Linked DNA regions of Homo sapiens: region 1 is linked to region 2. Evidence: chromatin contacts called from ENCODE Hi-C data. All regions are on one chromosome and are shown on one strand. The core of a region is the stretch at or near the end of the contact, and the rest is flanking DNA. Distances in the headings are between cores, read along the strand shown.

What was found. A loop is a pair of places that touch in the nucleus more often than their neighbours do. Pooled maps may share reads with other maps.
Region 1: a loop to region 2 is called in a pooled map, with 2.9 times the contacts of the local background. The contact joins two enhancer-like sites. A Hi-C loop is called at or near these places in 3 of 168 maps with a recorded cell type or tissue (CD4-positive, alpha-beta T cell, IMR-90 and gastrocnemius medialis), 1 of 37 single-sample maps with no recorded cell type and 7 of 50 pooled maps.

What each region holds. Positions count from the first base shown.
Region 1 is chr9:100,109,233-100,113,142 of GRCh38, forward strand. All of the region lies in intron 2 of INVS (inversin), which reads left to right. Among named protein-coding and RNA genes, the nearest start is that of INVS, 12 kb to the left of the region's middle. Within about 2 kb of position 2,244, at least 10 of the 41 ENCODE cell types and tissues checked have a DNase peak (open chromatin) inside an H3K27ac peak, as active enhancers do.
Region 2 is chr9:100,597,283-100,600,883 of GRCh38, forward strand. No RefSeq gene overlaps it. Among named protein-coding and RNA genes, the nearest start is that of CAVIN4, 21 kb to the left of the region's middle. RefSeq lists an enhancer at 1,465-1,759. Within about 2 kb of position 1,554, at least 17 of the 41 ENCODE cell types and tissues checked have a DNase peak (open chromatin) inside an H3K27ac peak, as active enhancers do.

The DNA of each region.
Region 1 (3,910 bases), core at 994-3,493, 490 kb before region 2:
CAGTTTCCTCATCCGTAAACTATAGATTATAATATTTCACTTGTGTGAGAGTTAAATGAAATAATGACAGTAAAATATCTAGCATGGTACTTGACACATAGTAGACAATAAGTTAATATCCTATTACTGTTATTGTTATGTCAGCTTAGACTAAAATAATCAAGTTTTTCATAGCTTCAGATGTCTCAATATGAAAGAGCACTAAATGCAACAAAGATTAATATTGTGGGTTTTTTGTGAAAACTAAACAAAATAATTTGTAAATATGCATGGTGTGTAATGATCAATGTTGTCATTACTGCCAATAATATTTGAGGTCGCTTGCAGTGGTATCGTGACCAGGAAGCACCATTCTGATTCTACTACAACTTTTGTTTCACTGTCCATGTTCTGAGCAGCATAATCTCTCTAAATCATTTCCTCTACTTGTTTATTTATTTATTTATTTTTGAGATGGAGTTTCACTCTTGTTGCCCAGGCTGGAGTGCAATGGCGTGATCTCGGCTCACCACAACCTCTGCCTCCCTGGTTCAAGTGATTCTCCTGCCTCAGCCTCCCAAGTAACTGGGATTACAGGCATGTGCCACCATGCCCGGCTAATTTGTTGTATTTTTAGTAGAGACGGGGTTTCTCCATGTTGGTCAGGCTGGTCTCGAACTCCCGACCTCAAGTGATCCGCCCGCCTCGGCCTCCCGAAGTGCTGGGATTACAAGCCTGAGCCACTGCGCCCGGCCTCTACTTGTTTTTAACATCTTCTGACACAGTATTTAGATACGGAAGTGAGCCTCATAAATGACAGAGTAGAGGTACTATTTCAGGTTACTTCTTCCCTTACCTCAATCCCTACCTTAAAAGCTAGAGTCATTAAATGTTTTTAAAATGCTTGCCTACATGCAAATGTGTTTATAAATATACTTAAATGTTTATGCATCCATCCTAACAATAGTAATAAAATTAGCTAACATTTATAAAGTTATGTTTTATGTGCCAGCCACTGTATTGTTTGGCAACTCATTAACTTAACAGTGAAATAATATGAAGAGTTTGGGGTATTAGTATTACCCTCATTTTTAAATAAGGAAATTGAGATGCAGAGAGGTTAAGTAACTTGTCTAAGAAGTATCAGAACTGAGATTAAAGCCAAGAAGTCTGATTCCAGAGTCCATTCTTTTAACTGCTAAAGTATGGGACCTCAATGTATGGGTAGATATTTTTGTACACACGTGCACTTTCATATGTATAAATAAATAGGAATGAGAAAGATAAGAAAGAAAGAACCGATTAGGTGTGAACCTTGCATGATGAAATGAATGATTATCTAGATGGGATTTTTCTTAACATTTTTGTGCTATGGGCCCTTCTGGCAATCTGGTAAGCTTCTGGACTCCTCAGAACAAAAATATATGTATATTTTTAAGAGCTGAAATGCAATATAGAGGATTACAAAGGAAACCAGTTATATTGAAATATCAAATATTTTTAAGTTGAGACATAACAATATTCTGCCATAATTTTTTATGAATGTATTAAATAGCAAGGTGTTGGGGCAAGTCTTACAGCTATGATAATTTTGAAATAGCAGTGAGTGAAAATGATATTTTAACATACCTGCACAAATTATAAGTTATAGAAATATTTTATAAAATCTCAAGTCCTCTCAAAATACAGTATGTCTCATGTTATTATTATTCTCATTTTGCATGTTAGGACACTGAGACTCAGAAGTTGAGAAATTTAGTTGCACAGTTAATAACTGGCAAAGTTGAGCCTCAAACCAAATTATCTGATGATGAATCCTATGTTCTTTCCATTGTTCCCATGTTGTCACTCTATAACAATAAGCAGAGATTTTTTAATGACAGCAAAATGCCTTCCCAAGATTGTAACAGTATAAAATATGTAAAGTAAGAAGTGGGTGAAATCAGATGAAATAAATACATCTTGGATGCCATGCAAATATAACATTTTAGAACAAGCAAATAAGATACAAATAGAGACTACTCTTGTTACTTGTATTGGGCATTGTGTTGCTGTAGCTATTGTGCGGACTAGCACAACTATAACTGCAAGTGACAGTCATTTCCTCTAACTGCTAGAGTTGGCGCTCTGGTTTCTGCACATACCAGCCCATTAACCATATGTACTCTTATGCTTCCACAAGCCTTAAAATAACTGAATGCGGTAGAGCAGTGGCTTTCCAGTCATGCTTCCAGCTCAGCTTTCTGGACTGTGTTGAGACAGAGCACAGGCAGAATGCCAGCCACGTTGAGCAAGCACCAATTGGTCATGGATTAGAGGCCATCTCCACAGTTGCCAGAATAATTAGCACAACACAGCACAGTAGCCAGCTGCTTTCTATATTAACTGTTCCTGACAGGAATGCAAATTTAAATGCACTGCCATCCAGTGAATATTAGTTTACATCATAAGCTCTACGTTTGTACAACATGTTACAATTACCAAATATTTCCAAACAATACATTGTTTTATTGGATCATCAAACAAGTTGCGGTGTAGATTGGACAAGTATTAGCTGAATGTTATAAGTGAGGAAACTAAGGAAGAGAGTAGGGTGGATAGATAAAGGCACAGACCTCGCTCAGTTACTGGCCAGGAAGCCCAGAACCTAATGGTACCCTCATTATTCAGAAACTAGCCATGAAGCCACTGTCCCCCTAGAGCTACTCAAGACAGGACCTAAGTGAGGTTGAATGCTGCTTTTTCTAATCATTTAGGGGATATATACTTTCTTTCTTTCTTTCTTTCTTTTTTTGAGACAGAGTCTCACTCTGTCACCCAGGCTGGAGTGCAGTGGTGCAATCTCTGCCTTCCGGGTTCAAGTGATTCTCCTGCTTCAGCCTCCCGAGTACCTGGGACCACAGGTACATGCCACCATGCTCAGCTAATTTTTGTATTTTTAGTAGAGACAGGGTTTTGCTATGTTGGCCAGACTGGTCTCGAACTCCTGACCTCAGGTGATCCACCCGCCTCAGCCTCCCAAAGTGCTGGGATTACAGGCATGAGCCACCACGCCCAGCCGGGGGATATATACTTTCAATTTCCTCAAATAGACAAATTTTGCCTTATAGGCACAAAATATTGGATTGTGGTGACATAACCCAATAACATCTTCTCTTCTGGGAAATACATATATCGGTTACAAAGAAACAATGTATGTCAGGGAACAAAGAGAAGGCTTGAAGTTTCCCTGTATCTTATATAAGACTTAGGAAGATGACAGGATTGACCTAAAGTTCTGTGTCCTTGAAGGTGAGTTGCCTATTAACCCCATGATGCTGACTCTGCTTTGACCCTGAGGAGCCTAATCAATTAGGACAGGGGTGTTCAAGCTTTTGGCTTTCCTGGGTATTGGAAGAAGAATTGTCTTGGGCTACACATAAAATACACTAACACTAACAATAGCTGATGAGCTAAAAAAAAAAAAAATCGCAAAAAAAAAAATCTCATAATGTTTTAAGAAAAATTATAAATTTGTGTTGGGCAGCATTAAAAGCCTTCCTGGGCTACATGTGGCCCACAGGCCACAGGTTGGATAAGCTCGAGTTAGGATTATCCCAGAATGTGAGATGGCCTCTGTTTCTCAGCACTTACTCTTGTGACCATAGTTCCTAATCCTCTCCTTTACTAAAGCTTCTAAGGAGGAATGTCTCTCTAGGCAGAAAGTGTAAATGAATTACTGTTATCTTGCTAATACTAGCTACTACTATCTTTGCTTAACCTAACAAGATGCCAGTAGAGACTGCCCTTTAATCATGAAAGACAACTAGAGACTAGTCTCATTATGGCATATTCTCTATAAGTATCACTGACTCCAGAAGGACTCAAACTGATAAAAGGAACATGCTCTTATACTACATTTTAGTTCTGTTAATGAGTTTCAGTTTAAATA
Region 2 (3,601 bases), core at 304-2,803:
GGTGACCGAGTATGAGGGATGTAGTGGGTTCTATGGTGACAATCACATTCCCTCTAAGACTTGGCACTCATCCCTCCAGATGCTGGGAGTTTTGACGGCTGATGGCTCTCGCCCAAGTCTGTCTCCAGGAATTGCCCTCAGCAGAGAAAGCCACCTCACCCAAGGTCATGCCCCCTCCTGAGAGCAGCCCACATTGAGTGACGGGTTGACTGAGGGATATGTGTGTGGCTTCTGGCTTCAGCGTGGAACAGCTCTGAAGGACCTTCCTGGGTCCAGAGCTTGCCATAGCATTGGCTGAGGCCCCGGTTTAAACCTCACTAAGTGTTCAACTCCTTGTCTCTGTCCTTCATCCTTCAGCCCTCACAGGTGCTGTTCATGAGAGCATCACTCAATAAGCCACCTACAATATCTCTGAGTCTGTTTCCTAGGGAAGCCAGCCCACAGCTGGGCATGATGGAGAGGGAGGAGTCTAAGGTGGCTCCTGGATTTCTGGCTTGAGACAGCACATGATGTTATCCAGTGAGAAGAGGGACAAAGAAGAAAGTGTACAGAAGTTGAAGCAGGTTTGCTGGAAAAGATATGTTTTGGGGGTGCTAAGTCTGAGGTGCCTGTGGGATAGCCAGGAGTTTGAAGCTCAGAGGAAAGATCTAGACTAGAGGTACAGATTTGGGAGTCATCAGCAAGGCAAAAACAATGGCATTAAGGAGATCTTCACCCCATAAAAGTGTGGAGTGTGAAAAAAAAACAACTAACCAGGAAGCATGTGTGTGGGAGCCAACAGAAATGGGCAGGGGAAGGAAGACACACTTCTGGCAAATATAGTGATCAGAGAGTTTGGAAAACCGGGAGTGTGAGCATTGTGGATGACAGAGGGATTTGCAGCAGTTTCAGATAGATGTGTCAGGAGCTGCAGAGAGAGCAGCATGGAAAAGTGTTCATTGGGGTGCATGACAAGGTCGCTGAGGACCTTGCTGAGAGCAGTTTGAGTGGAGTGGGTAGAAGCAGCCAGATTCCAGTGAGTTGGGGAGATGGGGTGGGAGGAGAAGAGACAAATGTGATAACCTTTGATAACGCTCATGAGATGGGGACAGGAGAGGTAGGTAGGGACAGAGCACAGAAAACAGGAGGGTATTTGTAAATGATGGGGGAGATGAGCTGAAGGAGAAGGCCCAGCCAAGAAGGGGTAAAGCGAAGGCCGCAGGTGTGGCAACTGGTTAAAATTCTTGAGCAGGTGGAAGAAGACTGAGCAAACAAAATTAATCCTGGAGAGGAAGAACCAAATCTCAGGCGCCAGAAGTGACGGAAGCAGGTAACAACAGCCACAATTTATTATGCTCTTTATTTAAGGCAAGGAACTTTAAGTACTTTAACCCTCACAACAAATCTACTCTCGAATACCACGCACCTGGCCGGAGCTGGTGGGGCTGCGGAGGCCTGGCCTCTCTCCCTGGAGCCCCGCCCAGTCCCCAGGTAGGCGGGGGAGCGTACGCTTCCGGCAGGACAGGGTGGTTCCAGAACCCACCGCTCGCTCTCTTGAAACCGGCTCCGCGGGCAGGAGGAGGGAATTTTGCATTTCCCGCAGTAAGCGCGCCGGGGCCGGGGAGGAGCCACATGAAAAGCGCTAATGGCGTAACGCATGCGCGCCGCGGAGAGCCGGTGCAGAGCCGGCGCAGGCGCCGAGGTCTGCGGGGCGGGTGTTCTCTTCCCGTCTCCGTCAGCATCCAGGTTCAGCGCCCGGCTTGAGTCCGGTTTGTTTTGTAGGAATTCCTGTTAATTCCTGTCGCAGTCTAGCCGTCTACCAATAGGAAATTTGTTAAAATATAGTGATGTACATATGATGGGCTATTTTCGCAGCTCCACTCACGCAAACCAGAAATGTAAATTATTCCCTTGTCTTGGTCTCCTTATAGTTGAAAAATTATTCTCTCCTGGCACTGTTTTATTTATGGCTGGCGACTGAGCTGTTTAAGCTTTGCAGTTTCTGTCTCGTTGGTTGAATTAGACTTACGAACAAATTGTCCATATGATGACAAGAGGGCAATGATGACTGAGTTTTTCCTGGGCCAAGCGGGTCAGTGGTAGGGAGTTGGCTACTTGGAAAAAAATTCTCCTTAAGACACTTCCTCTCGAAGGTGAGAGCTCAGCAGAAGGGGATTGGGGCCTCACTGTCAGATGCGTAAGTTGAGGGGGTTGTCGTCAGGAGTCCGCTGGAGGGGAGGCATTGCTTGAGGAAACTTTGAAAGGGCTCCACAAGAAAAAAAAAATCAGCCTTCAGAATTTGCCACACCTGAAAGGCACCATTGTGCCTCCAGATTTCTTGGATGGGAATCAAACAGCAGTGCACTGCATCCCTTGGACTGCAAGCTCCCTGAGTGGTCCCTCAGAGGCCCTCTTTGGTAAGCTTGAGGTTAGAAGCAGGCCCCTCACACCACCTCCTTTGGTTGCGGGTTCAGCAGATCTCTCCAAAGGATCCTCACTTGACCTCTCTTCCCATCTCTATTCTTTGACCTCATATCTTCTTTATGGACAGATAATGAATTCAAGGTTTTAGCCAAGTCCTGCTTTGCAAATCCACCAGGATGGTCTGTTTCACTACTGATTCTGAGATATGGATTCACACTTCCAAATGAGAAGAATTTTAGTTTGGTACTGCAGCATTATGCAAACCAACCTACAAGCAGGCAACACTTTCATGGAACAAAAGAGCTTACTCAACTCTTAGAAACCACGACTACCCCTACATTCAGATTTGTCGAAATCCTGGTTCCACCAACCAGCAGAACTCAATTCTAAGCGATTCTTTCTCAGCACACTTCCTATGTGTGCCATTATATTGAGAGAGCTGAATTCAGAGGAGTATCAGGAGAGGGAAACTGTTCTTTTCCCACTGACCATCTCAGGCATATTCTTACAACTTCTTTCGTCACTCTCAGATAATAAAAATTTTTCTAGTTACTTTTAGACCCAAAGTAATCTTATTTGAGTTATGAAAATTCCAGTCCAATATCAAAATCATATAACAACTTTCTCTATCCAATTGTAAACTCTCCACCTTCAGTGAAGTCTTAAAAAAAATTAAACCATGCCAAAGGGTTTATTTAAAAAGCAATCGTCAGTAGTCATTTGCCCTACTTCTGTCTCCAGCCACGGTTCCACTGCCTAGAGGAAGCCATTCTAAACGCTTATTTTTGTGTTTAGTAAATTATAGTTGTTGATAAATTTACGTTAACCCTGGCTTCTCAGTAGGAGCTCAGGTTCTGCCACTTGGCGATTTAATGTTTGGGAGACGTGAGAGATGACTCAGAGACATGCTGTGACATTTCATCTCCTCACCTGGACTCCCCTCCACCCATTTTCTTGAGATAGCAGGTAGCTCGAAGGCCTGTATGAAGCCCCAAAAGGCCAGGATTGCTGGCTGTCAGCCAAAAGGCCTTATCACAAGCCATGCTCGCTGTTGTCTAGTAATTTTTTAGATCCAAAGGCCTGCCCTTGTGGGCCTGGCTTTGACAGTGTTTGTTTGCATGGATTAGGGAGTGGCTTTTGTTGGAACTGATGTTCTTGTTAAGCCTGGCAAGTCTGTCTCTTGGGAGCAACACTACTC